Linked DNA regions of Mus musculus: region 2 is linked to region 1. Evidence: chromatin loops called from intact Hi-C (ENCODE). Cell type or tissue: gastrocnemius. All regions are shown on one strand. Region 1 overlaps Taf12 (TATA-box binding protein associated factor 12). Region 2 overlaps Phactr4 (phosphatase and actin regulator 4).

Region 1 (2,500 bases):
AAGACAGTAAGACTGAGACAGAGAAAGCCACCTACCTGTCACACAGCTGATCAAGAATGATAATTTGACGTCTTATGAGTCCCTCACTTCTGTCATTGTACTTCCCCAATTCCCCTGTCCCTTTCGGTCCTCAAAAGAGGACTCAAGAGTCATTCCAGATTCCATCTTGGCTGCTGGCATCAGTTACTTGTTCCTATCCGGACTCAGTGGGACCCCTCTGCTGTCTGGTGTCACCAACAGAGCATCCTCTGAGAACATCTTCCAGTGGCTGTAGGTTCTGGAGAGTTAAGGCCCTCCTGACGCTAGGCCACATACCCAGAAGCTCAGTGTCAGGCGTGACCAGGGAAGAAGCTGGTTGTCCCCTTGCTGACTCTCCAGGCTGAAACCTCAGCCAAGAAAACGGCAACAGAAGCATGGCCTTTGAACTCCTCAGATCTATGAACTGTGTCACGTCTCCGACCAAGCCTCAGGAGGAAGATGACCAGAGCAGGGACCAAAGGTAGGTGTGGCTGTGCTGTGGCCCCTAGGAGGAGCAGCCACCCTCCCCTAAGCCCATGGTCCCTCACAATCCACAAGGCTTGTGCTGGGCGTGGGTCAGGATGATGACAGGGAAGAACATCCTGCTGTTGAGAGAGGCCCTGCTTTCCTCCGATGACAGAATCCCAGCAACAGGACTTCCCCCAGAGCTATTCACATCCTTCCTCAGGGACAAGGATGAATACAATCTTCTATGGAGATCCAGAGAGGTCTAAAGGGGCTCTAAGAAGCCAGGCATGATGATGCACACCTGTGGTCTCAGCTCACTGAGAGGGTCAGTTCAAGGATAGTCTCAGCAAGATACCAAGAGTTTGAAGCCAGCCTGGCCTACCCCAGAGCTTGCCTCAAAACACACACACCCCCCGAGAGCTTGCCTCAACACACACACACACACACACACACACACACCCCGAGAGCTTGCCTCAAAACACACACACACACACACACCCCGAGAGCTTGCCTCAAAACACACACACACACCCCGAGAGAGCTTGCCTCAACACACACACATACACACACACACACACACACACACACACACACACACACACACGCACACACACACACACACAAAAAGGTCCTATGGACACTAACATTATCAAAACTAGAATGCTTGTTTATTTTGGGGCTTAGCAGAGGTCACTGTGTCTGGTGGCAGAGAAAGTGCTCCAACTCCTACTGCTGGCTTGTTCCTTTGGAGTAAAACAGTGGGAGATCCCTGCCGGTTTCTCTAACAGGATCACTGCCTGTACTGCCACCTGCTGACTGCAGCGCTCCCAGCCTTGCTGGGACCCTGGCATTTCAAAGGCTCTCAGCTATGCACCCTGTGTCTTCAATTAATAACTCCTTTATTCTGGAAAAGCAAATCAAGTTCATATTCATAGAAACACTGACATTACAAAGTACAGGGACGGGGGGAGGAGGAGACAGACCCTCTACAAACTTGCTAACACTGTCTCACCCAACACGACCAAAATGCTCTTCCTACAGCCAATCACTTCTATAATAAACCACAGGCAAAATCTTCTCTGGTAGATACACTGCTTCTCTTTGAGACGGCAGGGAAAAGGGACCAGAAGGTGGGCAGGAGGCTTTATTCTTTTGGCAGATCTTCTCAGTCATTATAGATATTGCTGCACTGTTAATAAAAAATATATGCTTCTCTGTAAAGCATTTAAAAAAAAATCCAAGGATGAGATGGCTGAGGTCTCAGCTCAAGTATCTCCAAATACACGTTGTCCATTCCCTGACCGTTCCCTGTGTTATTTCTTGGTTGTTTTCCGGATCAGTGCCATTCTCTGAAAGGAGACAGAAATGAGCAGTTAACAGGGGCCAGAGTCAGGAGCCTTCTGGCACATCTAGAAAGCCACTAGCAAGTAGCACAGTCTATATTATAGGGAGCAGCACACAGGGCGGAGAGATGGTTAACGCCCAAGAGAACTCAGCCATGCCTGCCGAGCTCACGTGCAGCTGGCTTTTCCCATCAGGGAAGCTGTTGAAATCACAACAGCAAGGAGGCCAGGCTTGTCAGTGGGAGGCCAGTGCCCTTACTGGACTAAGGATGAGGACAACTAGTTCTTGATCAGAAATGACATCCTCACACTGTCAAGAAAGGCAGAGGACAGCAGCTATCGTGGCACATAACCCAGAGTGTTGGGCAGAAAAGCCTGGGTAGCTCCCGGCACAAGCCTGACACACCTCTTCCTCTGACCTGCGTGGTGTGTGACTTTCCAGGCCGGGTTTCAGTATGAGAGCAGGTGGGCGTGCCCACAGGAGATCTGGAATCAAGAGCTCTAAATGAAAATGCAAAGCGCGCTTGCAGCAGCGCAGCATTGGGGGAGCTATGACAGAGCTTCCTCTGACCTCTGGTGCAGTCACGTTGGCTGCACAGGGGACTGACACTCCAGGAGGCAGCTGCTTGTACTCCCTGTGAGATGCACACAGGCTCCAGTCCTGGCTCCCC
Region 2 (2,500 bases), 120 kb before region 1:
AAACTACTCCTTCTCTCCCTACACTGGTTAGCAGTGGCATGGAAGACCCATCGGGTGAGTATGGCCTGCTTTTTTATGGATGCTTGCTCTTACCTGTTGCAGCGTTGAGTGCATTATCTCACGCTCAGGATGCTGATGTAGAACAGTGCCTCTCAGACTTTGTGCTCTCAGCATCCGTTCATACTCTCATCTGTTAGCTTTTGTCCTTTATTTTATTTTTAGTTTTTGCTTTTGAGATCGGATCTCTACCTAGTCCTGGCTGTCCTGGAGCTCATGTAAACCAGTCTGCCTCAAACTCACAGAGATCCTCCTGCCTCTGCTACCATACCCAGCACTAGGGGTTTGGTGTTCTTGTTTGTTTGTTTGGCTGGTTGTTTTTTTAATAAACTTATTTATCTTTATTTTATGTGCATTGGTGTGAGGGTGTCAGAGACCCTGGAACTGGAGGTACAGACATTTGTGAGCTACTTAGGACCTCTGGAAGAGCAGCCAGTGCTTTTAACCACAGAGCCATCTCTCCAGCCCCATTTGTTTTGCTTTTTTTGAGACAGGATTTCATTGTAGCTCCAGCTGGCCTGGAACTCACTATGTAGACCAGGTTGGTCTTGAACTTTCAGAGATCCCTCTGCCATTGCCTCCTGAGTGCTTGACAGTGCTGGACTCCATTCATACTTTTAACATAATTAAGGGTCCTAATGAGCTTCTGCTTGCTGACATTTACTATATTGCAAATTAGATGTAAGGGACTGAAAAGATGATTCCGTGGTTAGGAGAGGCACATACCTCCTGTGTATATGCAGGCATTGTAAAACAAGCTGTGTCCCCAGCCCTTAGGAATTGTATTTGAGATATTAATTTATTTTCTTCTGTCTTGCTCTGTTGCCATTGATGTGACTGAGGCTGAGCTTTCTGACCTGGTAACCAGAATCAGGAAGTTCAGGTTACATTTTTTACCTCAATTGAGATGACATACGCTTGTTTGTTTGTTTGATTGTTTGTTTGTTTTGTTGATTTTAATGAGCCTAGGTGGCTGAGCATGTTTTTATAGAAGTATAGCTAGCTCATTGGGAGATCTTTAGTTTGAACACTAGAGGGCAGACAGCACCTTGTTTATCGACCTAGTTATGTCATCAGGTTATTCTTGAAATTATTTTGAGGATTGGAGAGACTGAACTTATTTTCATAGCACCGTGACTGTTCCTAAAGATAGTGTTGATATAATAAGCTGCAGATAGTGAGACGTGACCCTGCACAGGGACATGCATGCAGGGGGCCATCCTCCAGGGGTCAGAGGACCACACCTACATTGTGTGAGATCTTTTCCAAGAACAGGGAAGTCGGAAGGAAGGGGGGAAGGAAGGGAGGGAGGGGAGGAAAAGAGAACAAAGCACAGGGAGATAAGTGAGACAAGAATGGCCATGGCTGGACAGTGTGTGTAACACCAAATGTTTCCAGTACAGTTGGGTTTGGACATCACTAGTCTCAAATCTGTAATGGGGCTGGAGAGATGGCTCAGAGGTTAAGAGCACTGGCTGCTCTTCCAGAGAGAGGACCTGAGTGTGAGTCCCAGTGACTCGACCCTCTGCGATTCCAGTCCCAGGGGCTCCAGTGCCCTCTTCTGGCGACTGAGGACACTGTGTATACATTGTGCATAGACATGCAGAAAAAGATTCGTACACATAGAATAAAATCTGTATTTTACAAAGTCTGAAATTCTTTGAATGCTAAAATAATTGTAAAATTCTGTCTGCCTGAGTGAGAATGGGGTGGACCACAATCTGAAAACAAATATATAAAATTACCTGTAAGTTGTATAGGACATGTAAATGAATTTCATGTTTAACTTATGGGTCTTTTCATATTTATTTTAATAATTTTTGTGTGTGTATGTTTAGCACAGCAGTGTAGAGGTGAGAGGACAACTTTTAAGAGTCTCTCCTTCTATCAAGTGGGGTCTGGGGATCAAACTCTGGGAGTCAGTATCTTTACCAACTGAGCCATTTAGATCCAACTCCCTCTACCCACTTTTGGGACAGGATCTCACTGTGTATCTATCCCTGGACGGCCTGGGACTCACTGTGTAGAGCAGGATGGCCAAGAATACCACTCTGCTTGGTTTGATGGTCCTTTTAAAGTAGGTTTGAGACAGGATCATATGCAACCCAGTTGGCTGGCCTTAAACTTACTATAAAGTGAGTTAAAATGAGTTTGAGGGCTACAGATGTGTGCCACAACTGGTTTTATGCAATGCTAGGGACTGAGCCCAGTCCTTGTGCATGCTAGGCAGGTACCCCCTGAATTGATCTATATCCTCTAAACCCCATCCCCAGGCATAGTTTCTTTGTGTAGCCTTCACTGTCCTAGAACTTGCTTTGTAGACAAGGTTGGCCTTGAACTCAGAGATTCAACTGCCTCTGTCTCCTAAGTATTGGGACTAAATGTGTGCACCACTACTTTCTGGCTGGTAATACTATTTTTAAAAATTAATATTATTGTAGTG

The links. Hi-C counts contacts between places; a loop is a spot of excess contacts. Peaks named below come from ENCODE experiments on the same cell type or tissue, not always from the same donor. Only the 100,000 strongest peaks of a DNase experiment are listed, where the experiment ranks them.
Region 2: a loop joins it to region 1, with 3 times the contacts of the local background. A loop is called at or near these places in 14 of 42 quality-filtered maps.

The regions. Positions count from the first base shown.
Region 1 is chr4:132,291,962-132,294,461 of GRCm38, reverse strand. Taf12 (TATA-box binding protein associated factor 12) reads right to left here. Exons shown (of 6, transcript NM_025579.3): 6 at 1,133-1,835. The coding sequence ends at 1,800. Among named protein-coding and RNA genes, the nearest start is that of Rab42, 10 kb to the left of the region's middle. In gastrocnemius, a CTCF peak has its summit at 1,301 (motif pointing left); a DNase peak (open chromatin) is centred at 1,282.
Region 2 is chr4:132,410,624-132,413,123 of GRCm38, reverse strand. Phactr4 (phosphatase and actin regulator 4) reads left to right here. Exons shown (of 13, transcript NM_001161797.1): 2 at 1-54. The coding sequence starts at 39. Among named protein-coding and RNA genes, the nearest start is that of Phactr4, 11 kb to the left of the region's middle. In gastrocnemius, CTCF peaks have their summits at 1,085 (motif pointing right) and 1,656 (motif pointing left); a DNase peak (open chromatin) is centred at 1,589; H3K4me3 peaks cover 500 bases; H3K27ac peaks cover 2,076 bases.